2 separate regions of the Homo sapiens genome follow, and region 1 is linked to region 2. The links are chromatin contacts, found by Hi-C in ENCODE. All regions are on one chromosome and are shown on one strand. Each heading gives the region's core, a stretch centred on a gene start or an enhancer-like site at or near the end of the contact. The rest is flanking DNA. Distances are from core to core; before and after follow the strand shown. Region 1 has its middle 41 kb from the start of FIGN. Region 2 has its middle 390 kb from the start of FIGN.

What was found. Hi-C counts contacts between places; a loop is a spot of excess contacts on that map. Pooled maps may share reads with other maps.
Region 1: a map of PC-9 shows a loop between it and region 2 (11-fold over the local background). The contact joins two enhancer-like sites. A Hi-C loop is called at or near these places in 5 of 168 maps with a recorded cell type or tissue (Calu3, PC-3, PC-9 and 2 more) and 7 of 50 pooled maps.

The regions. Positions count from the first base shown.
Region 1 is chr2:163,774,530-163,780,375 of GRCh38, reverse strand. No RefSeq gene overlaps it. Among named protein-coding and RNA genes, the nearest start is that of FIGN, 41 kb to the right of the region's middle. Within about 2 kb of position 1,960, at least 5 of the 41 ENCODE cell types and tissues checked have a DNase peak (open chromatin) inside an H3K27ac peak, as active enhancers do; they include PC-3, PC-9 and endothelial cell of umbilical vein, where a contact is called at or near this core.
Region 2 is chr2:163,345,301-163,350,831 of GRCh38, reverse strand. No RefSeq gene overlaps it. Among named protein-coding and RNA genes, the nearest start is that of FIGN, 390 kb to the left of the region's middle. RefSeq lists enhancers at 1,592-1,761, 2,254-2,853. Within about 2 kb of position 2,696, at least 33 of the 41 ENCODE cell types and tissues checked have a DNase peak (open chromatin) inside an H3K27ac peak, as active enhancers do; they include PC-3, PC-9 and endothelial cell of umbilical vein, where a contact is called at or near this core.

The DNA.
Region 1 (5,846 bases), core at 711-3,210, 430 kb before region 2:
GGTCTGACTTTGGAAGGAGTCCAGGCTTTCTCTGATCTCTGGGACACTTTACCTAGGCCACGTTCTTTGTTTTCAGCTACTGTAATCTTTTTCAGAATTCCATGAAACAGTTTCATTTTTGTTCCTTTCCTTTATAATTTGTAGGAATTAAAAAGTCATTCATGCATTTGTTTACTCAATCAAGCAAATATTTATTGAGCGAAGTCAAGGCCGCAGCACTGTTACTCACATGTACAGAATATGCTTTAACGGAACATATGGATTTTTTCCAAATTAGCTTTTTATGAACAAAAAATTGAGCTTATGTTACTTTAACATTTTTTATTGCACAGTTCGAAGTAAAAAGTAAAAACCTTTCAACAGCTACTCCCATCCCTTTGCCACAATCCTATTCCTCAGTAATATAATAGAAATTAGTGGTTACTCTGCAGCAAAAACTGTAAGAAACATATATATAGACCTTACTTTTCAAGAGACACATAGACAGAATTTATTTCTGTGCATTTCTTCACAAAAGAAAGTCTAGTAGTTGTGGAGTCACATATCTCACATGAGGACAAAGAATAAGTCGTATTATTTCACTTTTAATCAAAACTATCTCATTTCTTCCCACCTCACTCCAAATCCAATCCATAGTGCCAAAACCACCCTTTCCAGTATACGGTGATGAAATCAGGAGAAGGTTGAATGAAAGAGGTTCATTATGCAGAACTTGTCAGCCATACTAAGAAGAAGTAAAAGACGATTGGTCCAAGTTTACTTCATAGACGCTTTTAAATTTTGTTTTACCCTCAGAGTGTTATTAGATAGAAGAAATATCAACCAAAGAAAGCTGCAAAGACTTGAAGGGATTATATGGAATTTATATATGTGACAACAGTAGTCACCCTCTCCTCATGCATGGAACAGAATATATCAGATCTATGTACTAATATCTTTTAAAAAGTTTTTTCAGCTTTATCGATGTATGATTGATAAATAAAAATATTGTATCTATATTAAGGTATAATGTAGTGTTTTGACACAAGTTTGCATTGTGAAATGATTCCCACCATCAAGATAATTAACGTATCCATCACCTCTCATAGCAAATTTCACATATACAATATATTATTATTAACTATAGTCACCATGTTTTACATTAGATCTCTAGAACTTATTCATCTCATAACTGAATGTTTGTACCCTTTGACCAACAGCTCCCTATTTCCCCCACCCTTCAGCCCCTGGCCACCACCATTTTACTCTCTGTTTTTCTAGGTCTGACTTTTTTTTTAATATTCCACAATAAGTGGTATCATGTGATATTTGTCTTTCTGTGCTTAGCATGTTTCACTTAGCTTAATATCTTCTAATTTCATCCATGTAGTCCCAAGTGGGAGAATTTCCTTCTTTTCTAAGACTTAATAATATTTCATTGTTTATACATTTTATGTATGTATATACACACACACATACACACACGTGCATATATATAGTCAAAATTTCTATATTCATTCATCTGTTGATGAACACTTAAGTTGTTTCATTTATTGACTTCACTATTGTGAATAATGCTGCAATGAACATACTGATTTCATTTCCTTTGGATGTATCCCCATAAGTGGGATTGCTGGATCATATGGTAGTTCTATTTTTAGTTTTTTGCCAGCATCTTTTATTTTAGAATAACACTGAGTTTTGCTCAAGTGGCTTATTTGGAAAAAGTTCACTTGCCAATACAGAGATGACTCAGATTAAATTTGTCTTTGCCTTTTCACACTAGCAAGCTTGGAATATTCCATTTAAGAAAATTTCCTAAGACCTTTCATTAAACTCAGTGTGGCATTCTTTATGAGTAAGATGTCTTGGAATTTACATTCATTTAGCAAATACCTGCTGGCTACTAACCATGTGCCAGGCACTGTTCCAAGTGCTGCGGAGACCTTAGTACAAAAGAGATAAAATTTTCAGCTCTTCATGGAGCTTATGTTTTACTAGGGGGAGGTAGAAAAATAAGCAAATAAATATACAGGATACTGAGTGTATTGAGTGCAAATGAAGGGAGAGGAAGCAACTAAGATCCATGGCACGTGAGGGGCGAGAGTTTGCAATTTTAAGTAATGCAGTGAGGAAAGGCCTTATATCAGTGATCACATTTAAGTAAATACCTGAAAGAGATGAGAAAGTAAGCCCTACCAGTGTAGGAAAGAATGCTCTAAGCAAAGAAAATAGGCGATTCGAAGGGCACTGCTTGGAATGTGTCTGCCTTGTTCAAGAAACATCAAGAAGGCCAATGTGGCAATGGTTGCAAGGGAGCAGGTAAGGCAGGGATTTCTAGAACCTTGTATGCACATTGGATTCGCCTCTGAGGGAGATGGGATGCTTTGGTTGGCTTTTGAGTAAGAGTGACATAACCTAAGCAGTTTTAAAGAGATCACTCTGATCCCACTGATAAACCAAGATTTGGGAGTTGGAGATCCCAAAAGGTCGTTAGATTCCTAAGGGCCTTTTTGATGCTATGATTCCACATTCCATACTTTGAAGTGATATCCCAAGCACCTACCCAGTTCAACGTGAAATGACTGTTGAACAGTATTTTCAGCAGTCTGAGGTGCTAAAATCACAGTATTCTAAAAGGCAAGTCTAACATTAAGTATTAGAAAGTCTGAGATTGCCTAACTTTGACAGTGAGAAAGAGGAGATTAATTAACAAAAAATTAAGTATTATAGCATAAGTATTTGTATATTCACACCATATGTCTTCATGATTCAGAACGCAAGAAATCATTTGGAAATGAATATGGTGTGTTATGGTAGCCAATACTTGGAGAAAGGAAAGATGGGCAAATTTGGCTCTGAAAATGTTAGGAGGGATGACTTGAGTAAGTTTCTTAACCTATCTGAGTCTCATTTCCAAAACTGAGAAAATAATATCCACACGTTAGCATGTGAAGATTAAATAAGACATTGAATGGGAAAGACCCAATATGGAGTAAATTCTCAATACATGTTGGTTTCTTCCTTCTTTAGACTTGACAGAGATGTCAAATTTTGACATGAATATTTGACTAGGGTTGGAAGAGCAAGGCTATGGGAGTCTTTTCTATGTATACTTACTACAGACCAGATATTTTGATATGTCATTGAATAAAGAAGCATGTACACTGGAAAAAAAAAAAAGGTAAGATTGCATCTGCCCCTGGCCAAGTTGTATGAATGAGAAACAAAAATAAATGGTATTCTTTAGTAAATACAATCCCAACCGTAAATAATAAATGATAGTCTACAAGTAATGAAGAATTTGTCAAAATTAAAATTTAAAAATTTACTTACATTTTTGAGGACATGGATATTCAGGCACTTATAAAGAATTTTAGAATCAATCCCAGAATCCCTAAATTAAATCCAAGGGTTTAAATTATCATAAAAAGAACATATCAAGCCAAGTGTGGTGGCTCATGCCTATAATCCCAGCACTTTGGGAGGCCAAAGCAGGAGGATTGCTTGAGCACAGGAATTTGAGACCAACCTGGGCAACATGGTGAGGCCCTATCTCTACCAAAAAAAAAAAAAATTGTTTTAATTAGCTAGTCATGGTGGCATGTCTGTAGTCCTAGCTACTGAAGAGGCTGAGGCAGGAGGACCACTTGAGGCTGGTAAGTCAAGGCTGCAGTGAGCTGTGATTGAGCCGCTGCACTCTAGCCTAGGCAACATGTGAGACCCCATTTCTACCTTAAAAAAAAAAAAATAAATAAAATAAAATATCAGAGGATTTCAAAGATTACCACCCTTTGAAACTTTTTTTTTTTTGAGACAGAGTACTTACTCTGTCACCCAGGCTGGAGTGCAGTGGCATGATCACACCTCACTGCAACCTCTGCCTCCTGGGTTCAAGCAATCCTCCCACCTCAGCCTCCCAAGTAGCTGGGACTATAGGCACACGCCACCACTCCCAGCTAACGTTTGTAATTTTTGTAAAGATGGGATTTTGCCATGTTGCCCAGGCTGGTCTTGAACTCCTGGGCTCAAGCGATCCACCCACCTCGGCCTCCAAAAGTGTTAGGAATATAAGCATGAGCCACTGCGACTGGCCCCACTTTGAAACTTTTTAAATAAAAGGCAAATTAATCTCTAAAGAATATATTTGAGAGCAACAATATATACATATTTGTGACCTCATCGTTCCATTTTCTTCTCTGTTGTATCTGTTTGTTTGTTATTAAAGTTTTCTACTAAAATAACTGGGTTCCTTACATGGAGAGGTGACATCTAGAGAAATCAGTTTAGTTTAAATTGAATTGGCTGCTGTATGAAGCCTTGTAACATCATTGTCAGATGTACCAATAAGTCATTATTTTCAGGAATGACACTTACAATATGGTGACACATCCTATCTCCTTTGTTACAAAAAGGGGATAGTACAGGTGGAAAAGATAAACAAAGTCACAGAGGCCTCATGGTCAACATTAAAGTGATTTGACAAACAAAGAATAGCAGAAAGAGAAACAGCATCTCCTATCTGTTTTCTAGGCCTCAAAAGATTCATAACTTGATATATTCTTAATTCAGCTAGGAACTTTTACAAATTGAAATGATGAAAAACACTGCATAAATATTAGAATTCTCTGGTGGAAAGGTATGAACAATGAACGTGTTGCTGAATGAATACAAAGTACATAACACTTTGCAAATAAGAAGGCTGTCAAAGAAGAGAGAAATTGACATATATCAGAGGACCTACTGGACCTAAAATATTAAATATGATGAGTGAATAAAGACTATTTTTCTTGTTGCTTAGTTCTTCTCGTAGGCAAGAACATTTCCTTCAAAAGAGCACACTAAATGCATTCTCCAGTTGACTCATTTTCACACTAGATGGCAAATGTGTGGGAGGCCACACACACAAAAAAAGATGCTTTTTGATTAGATTAGTGAGAGGGGGAAGTCTGATTCATCCATAAAATGATAGGAGCTATATTTGTTCTAATGATGCATCTAAGATTGCATTTCCAGTTGCTTGATTTTAGATGGTGCCTCTGGAGCATCTCTCTAGAAAGAAACTTTTTAAAAATTCTTTAGCTGAAATAATTCTTCTTTCTGACCTAAAACTTGAAATCTTAAAACTTCTGATGTGGACATTAATTGTGGACATTAATTGTGATGAAAAGGAGGAGTTATTGGAGGGGGCTCTGGGGAAGGGTCAGAAATGATATATTCCATGTCCAGAAAAATGGAGAGGGCTAGGAAAATATGGTGTGGGATTACACAATTTGGAACTGAAGGCTTTAGTCATGAACACTGAAGCATGGTAATCCAAGTGTAGTTGTCCAAGAGATCTGCTACTGCACATTATCTAGGCCTGACTCATTTTTCTTACTTGTACTTTCAAATATGTCGTTGGCCCAGTGTAACCTGTTGGTTTCCTATTAGATCATGGTGTTATTAAACTTTTTAGTCGAATATGCTGTTGAACTTCTCTTTCTTTTCCCTTTAAAAAACACCCAGGTAAATGGCTTTTGCTATAGTTTACTGAGAGTTTCCAACAGGGTTTGAAGTTAAGAACATTTGAAATTTATCATATGACAGATAAAATAATGACAAAAGTTACATCTCATTCCTAATACTAAAATTTTGTGCGATAAAAATGACAACTGGCACAAGCATAGAAATGCTGTTTAAGGGTGGAATAAATACCTTTTCTCTGCCCTATTGAGTACCCAGTGCTCAAAGTAAGTATTCAAATACTATACATCTTACCCCCAAAGATCATTGATATAGATTATATGAAAATAAATTCAATTCAAGTTTAACATTAATTACACTTTATTACAACTGCATAGATTTATCATAGTCCAGACTACAGT
Region 2 (5,531 bases), core at 1,447-3,946:
TGAAGTAGTAGTTTATTTAAAGTACAAAGAATTCCATGAAAAATATTTCTAACCAGCAGTTGGTGCCCAGTTATCATGAAAAATGGCAGATCACCACTAAGCTATTTACAATGATAAAGAGTATCTAGGTATATTTGCAGAATTTATCTGTAAGTTTTTAGCTCCATTAATTTTAAACAAAAGTGAAAGTATAAAAAAGAAGAAACTCAAAGAAATTTGATCATTGTAAAGAAACAACAGAGAGAAACTGTTGTTACCTAAAGACTGAATGGATATTGTTAAATGGTCACCTTCTATGCTTTGCCAAATAAAAATATTATTAGCAAATGTTAATTGCTGAAGGAAACTTGTTTTTTCTCTAGATATGGAGAAAATGGTACGAGCTCAGAAAACACCTTCTCTTATGCTTTATATATTGTTATTTTTATTATATGTTCTTTGCTCTGAATTTGACTATGTCAGTATTATCAGCACGTTCAAACATAGAGGGGAGAAATAATTGTCTTAAAAAATCACAATCATATTAGTGTTAAAAATGACTTAATTCCTGGCTGTCAATTTCTTTTTTAATGTGACAGTTAGTCATTTCTTAGGCATCTGGTAATGAATTGCCAGAAACGGTTTCAATTCATCATTTCTAGTCACCATATTCATGGAGAAAACTGTGTTTAAATTTGTCCATGATGTTCTCAAACTTCTGGATTCAAAAACTTCCTGGACATTTTAAGTTTTTCAAATGTGATTTGAGGGCCTGCACTATTTTCAGTATGTAGGGAAGGGCCAAGGGAACACTGTTAATTCGAGAGGGCACAATATTGTAGTCAGGCATTTAAATTATTTGTAACTTTTCACCAGAAGTCGTATTCATGTTTTGGAAAATTAGTACTTAGCTAAGCTCCAAGGAAGAAAGCATTTTATTTAGTAATAGTTCAAATAATGCAGTAAAAATGTCTCTCTGTGCATTTGAACTGGCCCTTGTGGCCTGATTCAGTGTTTTGCCCATTTTCTCGGCTTTTTGAGCTTCGCACTCACAAGAAATTGTACAAAACACTTAGCACTATTTTTTTCATAGCTGGTAATGGGGCTTTCACCGCACAAAGGCAAGGAAAAATTATTTGGAAAGGTGAACAGGCTTTTAGAAAAACTAGAAAACACTCCTCATACATTTTAGGCTCAGCTTTCTGCCCCTTTCTTGCATGTTTTAAATCTAGCCACTGGGATCCCTGAAATAATATGCTCCTTAATGTTAAATACTGAATATGATCATTCATAACTGGTCCACAAAAACAAATTTCAGAAAGAAGAATGGTGTTAAAGGAAGATGACTATTTACTGATAGTTTTCTTTTTGTGCCTATGTAAATAAAATATATTTATCGCTTTGTTTATTTATCAAACTATCTCAGAATTCACATATGCATCACCAAAAATGTGGCTTTCGGCTCTTTTTGTAAATAGGTCCTATCATAAAGATTTTTAGAAGTTTTATCTTGTACAAAAAGGCAGTTTTCATCAGCAACGCGGCCATCTGTTTAGTGAAAATAGAGCTAGTTAGTGAACTGCAGACTGTGTGTGTGCGTGTGTGTAGAGGAGGTGGCAGTGAGGGAGTAGAAGGTCAAAGGGTAAATTCCAATTGCTGTGACATATTTTTATGAGCTGAATCATACCCAGCTTTTAGCCTTGAAAGGGGAAGAGGATCTTAGAAAAGGGAAGTCACATGCAAGGGCAGGTCAGGAAAATCCTCAAGAAGTGCTCTTCCAAATTAGCTGTTGATTGTTCTCCAACCCGCCATATCCATCCGTTTGAATTTTATTTTATTGTCCCAGGACTTGAAAAGATCTGTTTTCTATTACGCGAAACCCAGTTCAAATTTGTGTGGCAAAATATACAGTTATCTTGGAGCATTTATTTCCCTTTTATACCTTTGATACTGTTCTCCTCGTTGGAGGGGATGAGGGGGTGAAGCCTCCTTGCAAGTGGGAAAGGAGGAGGAGACTACGCGGGAGTTCTACCCAGCACGAGGCTGACAAAGCATTGCTACCGCAGGAAGGAAAATGCTAACGGGAGCGGGAGAAAAGACAGGAGGGGCCCCAGGAACCAAGCCTCGTTAGAGACCCTAACGACTCCACCTTAGCCTCCCCTCCCTGCACCCACGCTCTCTGGCAAATGTAGAGGCTATTTCTGCTTTTTACAAGAGGTGCTGCCGGGGTGGGGAAAAAAGAAGAAGAAGAAAAAGCTGATGCTAAAATCAAGGAAGAAACAGCAGAAGGGTCAGGGGCAGCAGTCAAGGCAGAAGCAGCTGCCGTGGCCGGCCCAGCCACAGTCATCTCAGTCCCAGCGGCGCGGCAGCCAACAGCGGCCGCCGCGGCGACAGCCCGAGTGGCAACAGCTGTGGGGAGGCTCGACTTCTTCCCTACGCCTGTCCGCGCCAGGAGTCAGAGTAGGGAGTCCCTATCGCTCCCATCTTCTGAGCAAGCAAATTCTTCTCATTCCTTCACTCGCGCCTTCTCAGCGTCAGCTGACCCGCTGCTCCCTCCCTTGCTTCGGGGATTGGCGCAACTGTCCGCCCCCACCGCACCGAGAGGCACGCGAATGACACCCGGGGTTGTTCTAGTAGTAGTAGGTGGGCCTGCGGCTTCAGGAGTGCGTTTCCTGAGCCAGCCAGACCTGGGCCTCTTCGGCCTCTATCACCCTGTTGGCTGAACAAAATGCCCGAAGGCGTTTTGGTGGTGCGATTGCCAGTGACTAAACAGGACCTTAATTTTCAAAGTTGATGGGGACAAACCCAGGCATAACTGGAGAGGGTGACCATTTCCAAGGCGTTGAAAGAAGACGAACAAATTAGGCAATTTCAGTATTATCAGAGACAGCATTATGACCCTTTTTGTTGTAAAAGGAACATAAATGTAGCTACAGATTGAATGAAGTTATAGGCCATAAAAGGGCAGGAGAGAAAAGGGAAAAGATAATAGGCACTGTCCATTTGAGCCTGTTACACTTACTGTTTCAAATCTATTCAGCTAGTGTTAGTGACAAATACATAATTTACCGGCAATAATAAATGAGGGAAGGAGTAAGGATAAATATTATGGAACGCAGCTGTGTGTTTAGAATAGTGACAATTGCTGTTTATTTGCTTTTCACTTATGAAAATTACACAGGGCAAGGTCATATGTGAGACATACATCTTTATATTATTTTTTCTCATATTTTTGAAAGTTAGGGTGAGTGGAAGCATTCAACTTTATTTTCCTTATTTAGATAAGCAAATATCAACAAACCTTTCTTAAAAGTGTAGATTTCTTTCTATTAAATACTTAGGCAAAACTGATTGTACTTTTTTTTGGCATTTAGAGCCATCTTGTTTACCTTCAGTAAGGTTATCTTATAATGATTGCTAAATTCTATCCAAAAGCTTATAATATTTCATATACGTTAACTTTAGCTCTCCCATTAAATTATGTATTTCTTTATGTACTTGGGCTTTTCACGAGGATTTTAGGCACATTATTCACTTGCTGGAAAATTAAATTGATTTATGTTTTTCCTCTTCTGTTTTTAAGTATAAACTCTTTAAAGGCAAAACTGGGGGTTTCTCCATAGGCCAGAAACTACTAGACTCACAATGATCCTTATGTAGATGCATTTTTGGTTGGACCAAACAAATAAGTTAAACTTCAAATTTTCAGTTTGTACACTTAGGGTAACTGGTTTCAATTAAATGGGGAAACACTTTTTTTTTTTAATGTTAAAGAACTTAGTGCCTTAAATTTGAAGAGGTAATTATTTGATGTGGTAACAAAAGAATATTAAAGAAGTAACAGTTTATTTTGAAATTTCAAAATGCATTAATTTTATATTTTGATTATTTGAAATGGAGTGGAATATTTACAAGTAAGATTGTATAGTCACATTAATAAATGTGATCAAGTTATTAATTTATATTAGAAAAACAATTATACTACATTTAGATAAATTATTTTACATAAATTTCAGCAACACTTTGAAGCATTTTATAAAAATTTGAAAAAAATTTCTTAAAGACAAGTGAATTGATTGTCAGATAGATCATTGTAATGTTTTTTCCAATGTACTATTAAGGAATTTTTATAAAATGATATATAAGATTAAATACAAATTTATATTTCATTAAGAATATTTTTTCAATAAAAGAAGAAGAAGAAAGCATTTATATATCTGTGGTGAGTTGGGTTAATATAATTTTTGTGTCTGATTTCATTTAGATATTTTATATTTTTATTCTTTGATTTTAGGATTTTGGTGGTTTTTTTGAGGTTTCACTTAATGTATACATAGGGTTTTATCCCTTATTGTCTCTTTTCATTAGAGAAAAATCAAAGATTTATTGACTCATGAGTTGATCATAATTTGTTATATTATTAAATCATTAATCTTTTCTAGATACAGCAATATTGCATGAAATTCATATTACAGTATTTTTATAAAATAACAAAATGAAAAACTGATTCATATAAAAGAAACAAACTTTTGCATCACATAGTTTAAAAATATGCATCATTTAAAATGTAGACTAAAATTGTATTTTATTTCTTTATAGTCAAACAAAAGCTCTCTGAATGAAGATTCAGGAAGAGATTTCTCGAGCTTTCTCTAAATTCAAAGTGCCCTCTACTGTCAAAAAAGTGTACTGCTCTGGAAGAGAAAGTGACAAATCTGAAATCAAAATCTAGACAGTGAGAGACAGACGGAAGAAAACTACAATAGGTAATGGCGCTGCCTCTCAGCCCTGGGGCGATGCAGTTTGGAATGTTCCATCAGTAAATAGTTACGCTCCCCTTCAAACTTAAAAGTTACATTAAAATTATTTGGAACTTTATAACTGTTGCTAAACTTTTATTTTCTTAGTCTTGCTTTTACAATGAAATTTTACTTTGGTGTTAACATATGATTTACTGTAAAGACTTGAACAATGCATATTGTGGACTACCCGACTAAACTTCAAAATTATGCATACCCAGATGTCTTTACTCTTGAGAAGTATTATTTAGAGGTTCTTTATGTATATATATACATATACAGTATTTTTATTTTTATCTTGGGTTTTATATATATATCAAAAAATAAAATATCATTACTATGACAAAGCTAAATAATCAGTTGATTCAGTGTGTGAAAAGAGATTTTTAGAAAGATCATGTACACAAATAAGGTGTTGCATATTTTGTTCATTCTTAAGAAGGTGTTTAAGCATTATGAAGACAGTCTTAAACATGCTCTGTGTATTTAGGTGCAAGCTTGTTACCTTCTTTTAATTAAATTCAGTGACCCAAAGAAAATTTTGCCGTAAGAAATTCAGGCTATTCCACAATGTTAAGTTGTATTTTGTAACATACTGAAAAGTAATGAAATTTAAGTTTTGCGATGGATATAGGTGAAAAATTTTAGAAATGTTTACTATGTTTTATCATATTAAAAACCATAATATGTTAATAAATGCAGATATGTTAATACAATATTAATATGTTACAATATATTAACAATGAGATAATT